Regions from separate parts of the Mus musculus genome. Here region 2 is linked to region 1. The links are chromatin loops, found by intact Hi-C in ENCODE. Cell type or tissue: left cerebral cortex. All regions are shown on one strand.

What was found. Hi-C counts contacts between places; a loop is a spot of excess contacts. Peaks named below come from ENCODE experiments on the same cell type or tissue, not always from the same donor. Only the 100,000 strongest peaks of a DNase experiment are listed, where the experiment ranks them.
Region 2: a loop joins it to region 1, with 2.3 times the contacts of the local background. A loop is called at or near these places in 2 of 42 quality-filtered maps.

The regions. Positions count from the first base shown.
Region 1 is chr1:132,619,877-132,627,876 of GRCm38, reverse strand. Nfasc (neurofascin) reads left to right here. Exons shown (of 30, transcript NM_182716.4): 9 at 6,254-6,365; 10 at 6,768-6,952. Among named protein-coding and RNA genes, the nearest start is that of Gm46157, 45 kb to the left of the region's middle. In left cerebral cortex, a CTCF peak has its summit at 4,228; DNase peaks (open chromatin) are centred at 2,931, 3,211, 3,756, 4,060 and 2 more places; H3K27ac peaks cover 3,185 bases.
Region 2 is chr1:132,978,673-132,986,672 of GRCm38, reverse strand. Mdm4 (transformed mouse 3T3 cell double minute 4) reads left to right here. Exons shown (of 11, transcript NM_001302801.1): 11 at 1-568. Among named protein-coding and RNA genes, the nearest start is that of Gm38687, 11 kb to the right of the region's middle. In left cerebral cortex, CTCF peaks have their summits at 3,739 (motif pointing right) and 4,791; a DNase peak (open chromatin) is centred at 3,769.

The DNA of each region.
Region 1 (8,000 bases):
TAGTGGTGAGTCCGGGAGTAACTTCTCCTGCCCTAATCCACTTTGTCTAACTTGACTGATACTGTGACATTAACTCCTTCTGGGTGGCAGAGTGGACAGCTGGCTAGGCCAGGTGCCAAAGGGGACACCCCAGGACGCTGTCCACCTGGAGCAAGGTGGTCAGTGGGAGTCTGAGGTGGGCTCCCATCAAAAGGGTTTCCTCCAGTGTGCAAGTCTCCATTTGCTGAATTCTCAGAAGGTGGCTTCAAGCAAGGGAGATCTCCATGAAGGACCCAGCGGAGACTTAAGGGTCAATGACAGATGGATGGAAAGTGGACATTTGCATCACCATGTCCAAAATATCCGAGAAACAACTTGAAAGATGAGAGATTTGTGTCAGCTTACAGCCCAGAGCCTTTTGGTCTACCGTGGTGGGACGCAGGCACCCCATCACTATTGGCAGGAGTTGGAGAGGCTGTTCACATCACAGCAGACTAGGAAGCAGAAAACAAAGCAGGAACCGAGAGCCAGTTGTCCTTCAAAGACCCACCTCTGATTATCTACCTTTACCAGCTAGGCCACACCTCCTGAGCATCCCACCCATCACAACCTCAGCACCACAAGCTGAGAGGACCAGCCATGAGCCAGGGCAGGGGCGCATTTCAGATTGAACTGTCTGTCACAGAGGCTATTTGAGAATAGTTGAGAGTCCACCATCAGGAGGAGACAGGAAATCCGGTTCCTATTTGGTAGCATAAATAGCACAGCCAGATTTTCTTGCATTGACTCTTCAGTGTCTGGGTTTGAATCACCTGCTTTATAGCCTCTTTTTTTTTTTTTTTTTTTTTTCCTGAGAGTACTTTGTCACAGGCTGGTCCCAAATCTCTTTGAAAGCTGGAGAGATGGTTCCGCAGTTAGGAGCACTGACTGCTCTTGCAGAGGGCCCAGGCTTAATTTCTAGCACTCATATGGTGACTTGGACCCATTTGTAACCCAGTTTCATGGAATCCAACACCCTCCTCTGGCCTCTGTAGGAATCAGGCATGCACATGGTGCACAGACATACATGCTGGCAAAATATGCATAAAATAAAAGTAAATAATCTTTTTTAAAAGAGGTTTCTCTAGAAAATGATATACAGATTCCAGGTCCAAGTTCTCTCTCCGGGTAAGTATAAATGAAGTTGTCCAGCCATGTCCCCGACATCTGTGCCTTTTCTCCCCTCTGGAAGCACATATAAGCCCAGTGGCCACTAGCCACATCTGCAAATCGTGGCACGATCACAATGAGTTATAGTTCTAACGAGCCACAGCTGTCTGCTAGGTCTGATTAATGGGGGAACTGGCTATTTGCACACCTGAGTCTCCCCTCACTGTGGCTTAAGAATGCCTCATGTTCCTTGAGCAGCCATTAGGTTCAGCATTTGCTAGATTTGACAAAGCAGCTGGTCCCATTATCAATTATGCTTCTGAGCTGAGTTCAGTTTCCCAAGGGGATCTTTGGGAGCCCAGATAGGTAGGAATGTCTTTACTGAGGTTGCTAATATAAGCAATGAGCAGAGTCTGGAGTGGAGGATGGGCTGAGAAATGAGAGCCAGGGGAAACAGAGGTTCCAACTTGGCACCAAGCAGCAGGAACCACGCTGAGACTTACTGCCCAAGGAAGCAGGCAGCCTTTGTTGGATTCTGGGGATTGTTTGTTTTCAAGGTAATGGTGCCAACCACCACTGTGTCAAAGGCGCTGCTGTGGAATGTGCCCTTTTCTAAATTGAACCCCAAATATCTATTGTAGAGAGTACTCTGAAATCCAAAACGCATTGGAACCCTTAGAGATCATGTGGCTCAAGTTCTTTGCTTTGTGTAAGGCAGGGAAAGGTAAAGTTGTTTATCCACAGAAGATGGCTGAGTGATTTCAGCCTAAACCCAGCTTTTCTCCAGAGGTCAGAATTTTTTAGAAGAGAGTGAGAGTCATTCAGAACTGTGAAACCAACAGAGCTCACATAGAGATGGAACCTTGGTCCTCGGTCCCCACCAGGGCAGGGCTGGCATAGCCTGAAACTCTGGGGAGGCTGTAAAGGACAACCGTGCTGAAGGTTTTAGAAAGAAAGAAAAACCAAGAAAGTAAGGAACTCCTTCCTGGGTCCACAGAGCTCCTAGCCAAGGAACATCATCAGCGACAAATGTCCAGTACATACCTCTCTTTGGCTCGAAGTATGATATGTCTCTTTTCTAGAAGAAGGGCCCCCCTGTTCTAATGATCTGCACAGAGTTGACATCCTCTGGACATGGGTCAGAAGATACCTCCCCTCTGATTGGCAGAGAAAGGCACCTGGGTTTGATTCCATCCAGAAAGCAGGTGTTTTATAGTGTGTACCTGGAGCCACACTGTCTCCAATCAAATCCAGTCTCCAGGACATGCCACCAGGTGACACTAGGCAAGCCATTTAATGCTTCAAAACTTCAATTCCTTCATCTGCCAAACAGGTGGATTACTAGCCTCAAAAATGGTTGTAAAGGTTAAAGAGGATCGTGACCCACAGCTGCTAAGCTGCAGTACACATTGACAATGTTAATATAGAACCCAATGTTGGATTTAAAGGAGGAAGTTGTGTGTGGACTGGATTGTATGTAGGCCATCTGTTTCTAAATTAAGGGAGACACGGAGACTTTGAAGATAAGCCGGGGAGAGAATGGCAGGCACACATACAGGAGGAGAGCTAGTCCACAGGGAGAGACATTAGCGTGCACCAGAGAAAGGAAAACCGCCCGGTTTTCCAGCTCTGCTAAGAATTGGGTGAGGAGAGAGAGGCTGCAACTATTGCAGGCAGAATTCAGATTAATTCTACAGAAGTTTCCTAATAGCAAGATACACCAAATGTTTCTAGATCAAGAGACCACACACACACACACACCTGCCCCACTTAGGGGCCAGAAAGAGGGATGGGGTGCCAGGAAGCCTGTTTCACGTGTCTCTGGTTCTCAGTTCTGAGAACGGAAGGCAGCAGAGAGAGCTGGATGTAGGATCTAGCTGCCACAGAATGCTGCATTTGGCAAAGGTCCCCAGATGCATCTGAGGTCTTGAACCATATTCTGCTGCCATGTTCTACTCAGTAAAGGGAACAGCTAAGTCTGTCAGCACTTTTGACTCTTTTTTTTTTTTTTGGTAGAAGACAGCCAGAAACTCTTTCTCATTTGACCCTTTGAAGACAGTTTGATTATAGTGGGGTCGTGACCTAATGTCCCCTGACTGACCATCTGGCTCTGGGGATCCATGAGTCTTCTCTGTGCCACAGCTTTCAAGAGCCACCCTCTGGCAGATTTTCTTGAATTTATGCAGGTTTGAGCTTGGTGTCTGCATCCTAGGTTTTTTTTTTTTTGTTTTTTTTTTTTTTTTTTTTTTTTTTTTTTTCTTGTTGTTTTTTTGTATCAGGGTAGACCCAGCCTGAACTGGAAATGGGCAGAGCATCCCTGTCTCCAGAGTGAAAAGAGCCGTCCTAGCTAAAGAGACAGTTTTCACCACATAGAGCCTCATTCAATAGTTACCTTCATCTTTGTAATTACTGGTTCCTGTGTTTCCCCCAAGGAAAGAAACCAGGCACCTTCCCTGGGGAACACAGGCTCCCAAGGTCACCAGCCAGATCCACTACCTTAAGTTTTCATGACTCCCTCCTGCACAGCTGACATTTTTCTAAACCTCCCTTCAGCGCCAGCCTTCTCGTTCCCCTGTAAAGCCGCTAGTCATCGTGTGGGAGATTCCCGTGTCCCTAAGAATCCAGCGGAAATGCTCTGGATCTCTTCATTCCCCTCCCGCCCCTCCCAGGTTCTTGGCTCTGAGCTTATTCCTTGCCTCCAAGGAAAGCGGGGATCTTAGATGCTGAGAATAGCAAAACAGACCAGAGCAGTTCACAGAGGACCAAACGCCCTTCTTCACCTCTTGGCCTTGGGATTTTGGGTTTCTTTGATTGGAATTGTTAGAAACATTGGGAAACTGCCTGTGAGAAATGGGGACAGAGTAACATTTCCAGCTTCAGACTCAGCGGCAACCATGGCAACACAGCTCAGAATCCAAATCTGAACCTGTGAGCTTGGGCAAAGTCTGTTAACTTCATAGAAACTCAGTTTCCTTTGCTAAAAACACACAAGTGGTAACATTCATTGTGAGGGTTAAACACGCTGACACCGCAGACCAACCAGTCACAGCACTCGGCCCTACTTAAATACTTACAGGGCGGTGGTGGCTCCCTCTGGCTTGCAGGGTAATCTTTCATTTCCTTTGAACGAGGCTTGCTTTTCAGTCGCTGCTTCCTCCCTAAGATACTTCTGAGGATTGGTACCCCACACCCGATCCTGTGTGCTGCTGCTAAATGTAGCTTTTCTCTGGTCACACTGCTAGACGTCATGATGGCCAGAGCAGGGCTCTGGGCTAATAATCTTCCTGTTCCCCATCCTTCCTGCTTCCATGATGTGCTGCAGGCTGTGGGGTGAACTAAGTGTCCAGAGGCTCTCAGACGGGCCCCTGTAGCCTTTTCTTGTGTGGAATGAGTGTGGTGACTGAGATGCAGTCTTTTCCATGTCATTACAGGGTTCACAACTCTGGACAGACTCACCTACTTGATATGACCCTTCTACCCTGGAATCTCTCTGTCCTTTTGGTGCCCATGACTGTGTGTTTTTGTTTGTTTGTTCGTTTGTTTGGGTTTTTTTTTGTTTGTTTGTTCTTTTTGTTTGTTTTGTGACTGTGTGATGGGAGGAAGCTGCTGCTTCCTGGTTACTGAGAGAATGCTGCTAGGTCTGCAGGTATAGACAGTAACCGACTAACCACTTAATGGATTAACCCTGCAGTTGCCACTGTTCTATATGTGTATGCTGGCGTGATAGATGAAACCGTCGGGGTAAACTCTTGCCTCCTTTTTTTGTTTCTTCTTCCCCCTTTAACTTGTCAGCTCCACAAATATTTCCTGAACACGTGTCATATGCTATCTATTCTGTTGTGCCAGGAGCCCAAATACCTCAGTGTGTGTTTTAACGTTTCTTCCCCTGACAAAAGATAAAAGATAAATTCTGTGAGATGTTTCTCGATGGCTAATGAAGAGAAGCTGGGCATCCTCAGGGCAGGAGCCTCTCTGATTCATCCTGATACCTGCAGGGGCAGCCAGCTTCCGTAAGAAGCACGAGTTACTGAGCTTGGATGACCACCAGCCAGCCTTCACCCCTCCAGCAGCAGTTAAACCCAGATGGATGCCCTTGTTCCGACTCCAGGCATCCCCCAGAACTTCTAGCTCCTAGCAGCTCTGCCTGCCCCCTCCTTCCCACTTGTCTGGCTGAGCCTACGGCCCATGGGGTCTCAGGCTTATATTCGTCTTTCAGTCTTTATGTGTCTAAGGCTTCATGTGTTCCTCCTCCAGTTTCCTGTTTGACTTGGGACTTCTGGTTGAACATTAGTTTTTTTTGTTGTTGTTGTTTTTGTTTTTGTTTTTCTTTTACCCATTTCTACGGAGTTATACAAAGAGTATAGGAAACAAGTAAGGCTTGGTATGCTCTCCGTGGATGCACCCTGATTGGCATGGCCCCCTCCATGGGGAACAGTGTCGGAGTGTACACCACCCAGCCTCTAACACCTGTGTGGAAGGAAGATTTCTGCCTATCTCCTGGCTGCTCCAGCCTAGTTGAACTGTTGAACACCTTCCCCCATCCTGGCTGCCATTTGCTCCACCTGCACCCACCCCATCTCTTATGCAGTCAAGAGTGAGGAGCCAGAGTGGGCTTGGCCCCAGACAGTTTTCCAGTCATCTCTCCTCGTTCATTCTCTTTGTGTCTTTGCTAAGCCATTAATAATTCTGTTTATCTGGGGCCTTGCTGCTTCATTCCAGCTCCTTATCAGAGTCCCAGAGAGCAGGTGGCTTGTCCTGTGTCCCCAACCTATGGCTTCTCTTTCCTCCATGTCCCTGTCTGGGGAGGATAGATGGATGCTGAGATGATCTGGCCTGGGGGCCCCTCCATCCGAACACAGATGTCAGAGATGGACCTCTCAATGCTCCATAGTCCCTTCCTGTCCAAGAGGAAGGGAAAGGCTTCTGGGCTTCTCTCAGCAGAACCTGGAACTGGTTGCATACATGTGCTGGAGGAGCAGAGGACCCCCAAGCTTCCAAACAAATCAGATCCTTGGGGTGGCTTGAGCTAGAAGGACCCAGAGTGGTGACGACATTTCTTTCTAACCCAATAGTGTTGGCACACCTGGACTGGAGGTTCACAGAAGTTTGTTCTGTCCTGTTTCAGCCCGAGGAGTTGCAGAAAGAACGCCCAGCTTCATGTATCCCCAGGGCACATCGAGCAGTCAGATGGTTCTCCGTGGCATGGACCTGCTGCTGGAATGCATTGCCTCTGGCGTGTACGTACCATCTTCTAGTCCTGATCCTGAAGACGGGGTGGGCATCAATCCACACATTTTGGAGGCAGACCAGTATATAGGAAAAGGGAAAGCCAGCAGGCCCATGAGTAGAACACTATATGTCTATCGTTGACATCCCACTATAGTTACCTTTGCTTTGGGAAAAGAGAAAAAGTCAATGGCTGGGCTTGCTGCAGATGCATTGAATCACATGCTATCTTAGCTCTGCCTTTCTGTGGAGACCCTGTGGCCAGCCAGTCTCCTCTAAATAGGAGAGCCCAGGTTCTAGAGGGTATATACTTTCTTGCTGGGCCCAAGCCACTTTTAGGATGTCTGGATGTCCAACTCTTTAGAATACGTTCAGTAATGGGCCCTTTGCTTTCTGCTTGATCCCTGTACTAGCCCAACACCAGACATTGCATGGTACAAGAAAGGTGGGGACCTCCCATCTAACAAGGCCAAGTTCGAGAACTTTAATAAGGCTCTGCGCATCACCAATGTCTCTGAAGAGGACTCTGGGGAGTATTTCTGCCTGGCCTCCAACAAGATGGGCAGCATCCGGCACACGATCTCGGTGAGAGTAAAGGGTACGTTGTGTGTATTTCTCATTATGATTATGTTGCCAGCCCCGAACACCAATGTCATGACGCCCCTCCTGCTATGGCTGGGAAACAGAGGGAGTGGGGAACTTCCAGTGTCCTGGCTAATGACAGCACTGGGCTGCCATGGTGGTATCACTCCTGGGTGTACAACTGCACACATTCGTGGGCACGGAGACGGAGGGAAGGCAATTTATCGTGGTGTTTGCCCAGCTCTGGGCTCTCTCTGCAGGGAGATCCGTCCCAGAGCGTTTTCTTTCATTTCCCATCTGTGCTGTGTCGTCTTAGCCTGTGCTGTCTGTGTCCTATGCATGGCACTGTGCTGCTGCTTCAGGGTGGGAGTCACCATGGACCAAATCATTTTTAAGCCACTCTCCTCCCCTCAAAGCAGATACAGCTCACCTGAGCTGTCTGGACACTAGAGCTCCTGTCCCTGTGGGCCCCCGTTAGATGACAGGCTGTGTGGGTCATTACTCAGCCCAGGCTACATGCAGCCTGGGAGATTGAGGGCTGAGGCTGAGTACAACCTTCTCAGCATACAGTTGGCTGACCGTATGTCCTTGGCCTCAGCACTACACACACACACACACACACACACACACACACACACACACATGAGTGTGTTCTCATTTGTTTTGGTGAGTAACAAGATTTTGGAGCCTTTAATCTAGAAGTTTCTTTTCTTAGAAAAATCCACATGTTCACAAAAAAATTGTCCAAATAACGGCAAAGAGTGAACCACCAAGAATGACTCTAAACAGAGTTCAGTGCCTAAAAGAAAAAAGTTCAGGACTTTCCAGTCTTTTTCTTTTTCTCTTTCTTTTTCCTTTTCTTTTTCTTTTTCTTTTTCTTTTTTTTTTTTTTTAGATAGATGATTTTTCTTTCTTTTCTTAAGATTTATTTATATTTATTATTACTGTAGCTGTCTTCAGACACTCTAGAAGAGGGTGTCAGGTCTCATTACAGATGGTTGTGAGCCACCATGTGGTTGCTGGGACTTGAACTCAGGACCTTCAGAAGAGCAGTCAGTGTAATC
Region 2 (8,000 bases), 360 kb before region 1:
GTGTTGCCTGCTTTAAGTCTCTGCCCACCTGCCTGTCCTTTCCTTGACACTAGGCTCTTGATTAGGAAGAGTTGTCTCCAGATGCTTTGAGAAGCACATGTAAATCTAGATAGCACATTCTACCCTGATGGAACTTCCTTGCTTGTCTTGCTGTATAGGAATTCATTCTGTATACACTTGAGTGGGTGGCATGAGATGCTCGACTTGTGTGTCGAGAGGCAGTGTCATGACATTCCCAGTCTGGTACTTGCCAGTGCAGAAGCAAATGAGGGGTAATAAACTGAGAAGAAGGGCAGCTTACTAACGAGGCCAGAGGGAAATGTTTCCGTGTGTCCTTATGTAACTTTTTACAGTGCCACTAAGTTAATAGCCCTGTACATGGGTGTTTGCACTATGTAATGCTTTTAATGCGGTTTTATTGTGTTTTTGTGTGATTAAACAGTTTTCATTTCATTGTGTTTTGTCATTATTGGAAATAGGTAATTTTGCTTATGTACAGCTAACCCATTTTCTGTTATCTTTGGCATGATTTGGGGAAGTGATTAAAAGTCATTGGCAGCTTTTCCCTAAGTTGCATATTAGAGTAATTGTATTCATTTCTGCTTCCCATTTCCCAAAGAAACGAAACATCTGCAGAGTAATATTAAAAATGGAGCTTACTGTATTTTCAAGTCAGGATTAGTGCAAAGTGTTTGTCATGAAACATGCATGTCCCCAGCATCTGCTAGAGTGTCCAGCAGTGACTCATGAACCTTTTTGGAGAGTAGAGTTCTTGGAAAATTAATGAAATGTATGGGAGCTCTTTATAACTAGTGTGTTTGTTTGTTTTTAGGCAAGGTTTCACTATATAGCCTTGGTTGGCCTGGAACTTTATATGTATCTGGTCTCCAAGTCAGAGACCTGCCTGCCTGCCTGCCTCTGTCTCTCAAGTGCTGGGATGAAAGGTATGTGCCACTCCATCTGGTGTAAATGTTTTATATTGAATCTCAGGGCCTTCACTCCGTGGTCCTCTCTTCTTTGGAGGGCTAGCTTGATAGTGTGTATGCTGTTAAAGAGGCCGTTCACCTAAATAGCACTAAAATCAGTTCCCCAGCCTTTAGTGGTTGTGTATGGCACACCTTGGGGCACTGTTCACAGACTGCCAAATAAATACTATCCTCTGAGTGTGTGCGCTCCACCTGTGTGAACCCTGGGATGGGGTGGTGTGTTTCCTGACAGGGTGGGGGCTGGGACTTTAAAGTGGGACCTAAGCCAGTTCTGTTGCTTTCATTTTGGCAACCTTTTCACATCTTGTGACCTCTCACCAAGGTATGTTTGGTTTTGTTTTGTTTTTGGGTAGAGAGGTCTGCTTATTGTAGCCTAGGCTAACCTTAAATAATTTTTTATCGCATAATTATATAACTTGTTATCCTCCTGCCTCAGCCTCAGTTCCTAGGATTACAGGTATGCATTGCCATCCCCAGCTCTTTAAGTTACTTTGTAATGTACTTTCAGCTTTGCCTGACATTGTGTTTACTGAGGTTATACTCTGCTCCACCTGAGCTGAAGGTGACAAAAGTTGGAGATTCATGTTTGTGATGTTAAACATAGTGGGACACCAATAAATAAAGCCTGGAAGCTGCCTTCAAGTCAGCTGCCATTTAAGGATGTAGCTAGGATGAAAGAACTGGCGTTGACCAAGGAGAAGGTGGCACGCCAGGCTAGGACTTGAATCTACAGCCCAAAGACACTGGCAATCCACAAAAGGGTCTTAGGTGGCCATGTTTGCTCCACAGTAGAAGTGGACCGCAGTGAGGCTGCGAGAGGCCGGAGCTGGGAATGCTGTCGATCCCAAGCTGATGGTCTGGAGAGACCGACTTGGTGTCTGTTACCCATGAGGTGTTAAAGGTATAAAGACAGCAGGTATGTGTCCAAGAATTGTAGTCAGTGGCTTACCTTATTATGTTTGAGACAAATATAAATCACAATATAAAAATGTGATTGAGTTTTGGAAAAGATATGGTGGAGACCGCAGCCAATTTAGGAGTGGGCACTGAGGGAGCGAAAGGAAAGCTAGCTGCTGGGACCTGAGACCTAGGAGTGAAGCCAGGCGTGGTGGTGCATGCCTTTAGTTTTAGCTATTGAGAAGCAGAAGCATGCAGACTGAGTGCCAGGCCAGTGAGGGTTATGTAGTAAAACTCTGACTCAAAAATAACTTTTTGAAAAAGGTGAATTAAAACCTAGGTCCACACCTGGTATGCACCTTTAACCTCAGCGCTTGGAAAGAAGAGGTAGGAGGATTTGAAGTTGAAGGCCAGTGTGGGCTACGTGGGGAGACCAATAGTAACTATAGAGAGAAGAGATTGTAGTGGTATTGAGAGGGGAAAAATTGGGGGCTAAAGAGATGGCTCAGTGGTTAGCAGTGCATACTTCCCTTCAGAGGCCTGTGTCTGGGTCTCAGCCCCCATGTAAGGTGACTCACCTCACTGTTACTCCAGCTCCAGGGATCCAGTGCCTCTGGCTCAGTAACACATGCATATAATTAACAATTCTTTTTATCTGGGTGATGGCGGTACGAGCCTTTAACCCCAGCACCCAGGAGGCAGAGGCAAGCTCATCTTTGTGAGTTCAAGGCCAGCCTAGTGTATGGACAGAGTTCCAGGACACCAGGCCTTCGGAGAGAAACCCTGTCTCAGCAACAAAAACCACCTCACAGAGAACATGTAAGCAGAGCAACTGCTTGTTTTAGGTTTAGAGCACAGCTTGTAAAAAGATGTCTTTTAGGCTAACATGACCTTGTCATGACTTGATCATCTTCATTTTGCAAAGACAGGAAATGATCCATGACCTTGTCTGACCTCAACTCAACCTGGGCCTCTACCTTTGGGGGGAAAAACTCATTAGTAGGCAGTAAGCAAAACATTTGAGTTGTAGAGGCTTTAAACTTCTACTGCCCTAATTGGGAGTCTTTAGTTTGTGCAAAACGTGCATGCACCTGTGGTAAATTGCCATATACTGTTTAAGCTTAGGTGGGACTCTGGGAGTAAGGAGACCCTCCTTGTTTCCTCTAAAACTCCTTGTCTTGGCAGAGTTGGTCCCTAATTTGTAACAAGGAGGATGGGAAACAGCAAGCACCTAAGAGTAGTCATTACTGTGCTGGACTGGGGAGGTGGCTCAGGGGTGAGGAACACTTGATGCCCTTCCCTAGGGATTGAGTTCGGGTCCCAGGACTCCGGACTGGCAGCCTGGTAGTCCACAACTGCTAACTCTTGCTCCAGGGCATCCAACATCTCCGGATTCCTGAGGCAACGTGCACATACACACCACCCCTGTATGAGCAGCCATTTAAAAAAAAAAAGATTTTATTTATTATATGTAAGTACACTGTAACTGTCTTCAGATGCACCAGAATTCACCATACAGACCATGCTGGTCTTAACCTCAGAGATTTATCTGTCCTTGCCTCCCAAGTGTCTGGATTAAAGTTGTTTATCACCATGCCTGCCAGAACTTTGTACTTTTGTTTGCTGGCTATAATAAACTTCTTCAGAATCCAAAGCATGGGTGGTGTTATCATTTCTGGATTGTACAAAAAAGTTTGAAATATTTTCACTTCGTGCAAACTTTGACGCGAAGCCTGACTTGCCAGTTGTTTACTGGGTGACCTGAGGCAAACCATTTAATGTCTCTAGCCCTTAGCTCCTGGTTTATACAACAGGCATAGTGGACAAATGAGGTACCACTGGTGAGGTGCTTGGCTGTCTTCACCAGTGGGGCATAGCCTTGGTCGCCCACCAGAGGGCACTAGTAACCTAAAAAATTGAGGATGTTCCTTCCTTCAAACACAGCCATAGGTCTTTAAATATCTATGGTTGCGGTGTTTGGGGGATCTTTGCTAAGATTCTTCTAAAGTCCACCACCATAGCCTTAAGTAAAAGAACTCGTGATACTTTAACCGCACACCAGCCACGAGGAATATTTTATTTTTATTTTGTCTGCGTTTACTGTCCCCTCTCCATCTCAAGCCTTCCTGGAACCTAGCTACAGATGTCTTCTCTCAGTGATAACCTATCCCTTGTTCGAAGCTTATCCAAACACATCTCATTGCGCCTCCCATCCCCCACAGCTTTCATCCCAACAGGCAAAAGGGGCAGTGGTCTGTTTCCGAACTCTGTAGAGCGTTAGAAGTTGTCTCCTGAACTGCTCTGTGGGTGTCTAGTAATCCACAGATGGCCACCACAGAAAGCCTTGTTCACCGGAGAGAAATGTCCCATGAGGTGGGAGAAACCAACACCATGGTCTCCCTCAGATATTCTTGACTTTAGGAGAACAACAGATTTAAGCATGTATCATATATGTATTTGCTTCTTAAAATCTGTCTTCGGGGGCTGGAGAGAGAGCTCAGCAGTAAAGAGCTCTGGCTGCCCTTTCAGAGGACCCGGGTTCAGTCCCCAGCACCCACATGGCAGCTCACAACTGTCTGTACATAACTCCTGTTCAGGGGACCCGACACCCTCCCTCACAAAGACACACAGATCACCAGTGTACATAAAAATACAATTTAAAATCTATCTTAGGTTAATCCGGTGGGAAGGCAATTCGGCTCCAGGTTAGCTCACCACTGTCCCAGGGAAGGGGCCAGAAGGAAGTGCCAAGCACGGTCTAGGACCATGGAACCACAGAATGCTTAGGTGGCTGAGATGGCACCCCAGAAGTCAGTTCCAGCACCTTATTGTTTAGAGAACAGAAGTGGCACCACCAGGACAGGAACTTCATTAGTATCAGGTTTATCTCATTTATAAAGATTTATTTTTATGTGTATGGGTGGGTGTTTTGCCTGCATATGCATGCAGTGACAGAGGCCAAAAGAGGGCAGTGGAGCACTTATAACTGGAGTGTTGTTAGCTACTGTGTGCGTGCCCCATGCATGCACATGTATGTGAAACTGAATCTGGGAACCCTGCAAGAGCAACAAGTGCTCTTAGCCTCTGGGCCTTGTCCATAGCTCCACATCAGTCATTTCAGCAGCACTGAGATTCAGTTCTGTGGGCAGGCACGCTAATTCTCTTTTACTGTCCTCATTGATACTAAGGCTTGTGTGTTAGTGTATGCCAAGTGTCTGCTTTGCACTTGGGGATATAGTGCAGTGGTAGACCACTTGCTTAGCACTGTGCATGGCCTTAGGTTCCACCCCCAACATTAGAAAGACAATCATAACAATTCTGAAGGAAATACAGTGTTCGGGAAATGAGCTGTTATTCTCACTTTGCATAGGAATGGGGCAGTTAGATAAGTGGCATGTGATAGCTCGGGGATGTACGTGCTGGATAGAACGTTTGCCTAGCTGTAATGAAGCATGGTTCTCCCCACAATCAAGTATGCCAGGTTCGGTACAACAAACATATGTATGATCTCAGCCCCCAGAAGGTGTGGACAGAATCGGCTCAAGTTATCCTTAGCTATGCTGGAGTTTGAGCCAGTATGGGAGAAATGAGATTGTGTGTGTGTGTGTGTGTGAGTGTGTGTGTGTTTGTATGGAAGGGACTGGACTATCCTGGCCATGTCACTGGTAAAACTTGGAGCACGGATGGGACTGGCCTTCCAAATGTCTACCTGTGGAGTCTGGTGGGAACTCATAGGAAAGGAAATGGGCTGGGTTGAGTACAGGAGGGACTGGGGTAAGCCAGAGAGCCATGCCTACATCAGGATTGCCCATTTGCTAACTCTAGCCAGGTGGTTACAGGGCTGGTGGAAGGCCTTCGTTACCTGCCGGTCTCACGATTCAAGAGAATAGGCAAAGATTTTCCTAGGAAACCTCTGTTTTATAAATACTGAATAACAACAACAACAACGTAAATAATAATAACAATAATGATCTTAAAAGGCGGACCTGTGGCTCAAGTGAGGGCCAGGCCCAACTGAACGTGCTCACTGTTCTGGTGGGCAGGTGGGAAGCGAGGTGTTTGGTGTCTTGCACAGCCCACAACCCTGCAAGGCAGATTTCAGTGCATACCAGAAGGAGCTGGACAGAGGAGAGAAGAGCACCCCAGAGACAGTGACTCCACTGAGATTGGCATTCCTGCCCTGTGTCCGCCCCTTCCAGACTGGAGACTCCGGATTTCTGCAGCAGTGATCCTTTAAGGCAGACTCGGGAACACACAAGCTCTAGAGCGGTTCTCAACCTTCCTAATGCTGCGACTTTTTAATAGAGTTCCTCACGTTGTGCTAACCCCCAACCGTAATATTATTTTCCTTGCTACTTCATAACTGCAGTTTCCTGCTGTTAGGAATCATAATGTAAGTATCTGATAAGTGACTCCTGTCGGGGTTGTGACCCACACGTGGCTGCTCTAGAGCTTCTTTGTAGTTGTAGCGGTGGTGTCGCACACCTTTAATCCCAGCACTCGGGAGGCAGAGGCAGGTGGATTTCTGAGTTCGAGGCCAGCCTGGTCTACAAAGTGAGTTCCAGGACAGCCAAGGCTATACAGAGAAACCCTGTCTCAAAAACAAAACAAAACAAAACCTAGCTCTGGTCTCTAGGTTCACCCCAGCTAGACCTGCACCTCCAAGTTACCCTACCAGATCTGCTCCCCAGGTTACAAGCACACCCCCTGCCTAATGACCACCAATGCGGAGGAAATAAAAGTTTACAGTTTGATTCCCAGCACCAGCCAATTATGCTAAAGGCCATAGTAGCTTTCCAATTAGATGCTTGCCAGGCTAGGAACACCCCCCGACACACACACACACACAACCCCCGCACTTACTGCTTTCTATAAAGCCTTACCGCATAGATGTTCGGGGCTCCTTTCCACCTTTCCATCCTGTGTGTCAGCGGTGAGCTGAGGGGCCCAAGCTAACTCTAATTAAAGGCCCTGCTATAACTTGCACTGAATCGGCTCCTGTCTGTTTTTTGGGGTTCACTAACACTTCCGTGGCACTACAATGTCTTTTTAGTTTTCCTGTGGGTTCTTTCTTATGACTGCAAAATAGAGAAGGGTGTCAGATGATTGTTGTAGACATGTGTGTTCTGTGTAGTGGAGTTGCAGCTGATTGTTGCTCTGCAGCTGTCAACTGTTTTCCATCCACTAAGCAGATTGCTTTCAGCATTCCTATAGCCTTTATCGTTTCTGCTCGCTGATGAGTTCCCTCATTAATTGATGAGTTGAATTGAATCACTGGCATAAGCCGATGTTAGATTTTTATGAGGGATTTGGGTTTACTTTTTAAAGAAAATTCCCTTTAACGCTATTGGTTTTTGAAGGTCGTTGTAAGGGTGAAGAGAGAATAACGAGGGAGGATTTTCTGGCTGCCCATAGTGGTGCAAGCCATGTTCTCTCTGGTCTGTGCCTCAGGCAACATCAACAATAAGAAAGAAAAAAATTGAGATAGTGACTTTCTATATGGACCTCAAACTTACGGACATCCTCCTGCTTCTGTCTCCCAAGTGCTAGGATTAAAGGCATTTGGTGTCGCGCCTGAGAGCAGGAAATCTTTTGATCAAACCACCTGCATTACAGTGCCAGTGCCTTTCCCAGGGTTTCATGGTGTGAGAGTGCATTGGTGAGTGTAATAGAGATATGGGTGGTAAAGTGTACAGGTGTCTCAGGGGTGGGGATCCGGCTGCATTAGTGGGTTCTAGTGACAGAGGGACGTTTCCTAACCTTCACCCACACCTTCGCCAGTGTGGGGAGCACAGGCTTAGACACAAAGGAGAAAGTCTGACTTTGCATCCGTGGCTTATCGCCTAATCCTTTCCTCGGCTGGATGTGAGGCAGATGAGTGGAGACAGAGGAGAGCTTGAGGACTTGCAGGTAGAACAGTGCTCTCTGGGGTTTATTTGCAATTCTGGGCTCATGGTTCATCTGTGACTGGCGCCATGCCGTAGCTCTTTTAGTCAAGAGTCTTGGCTGCTCCTGCCTCCACTATGCCCAGTCCCAAGCTTTTTGCAGTCCCAGCACTTAGGAGGCTGAGGTAGGGAGACCTCAGGTTTGAGGCCAGTCTGCACTACCTGTTGAAAC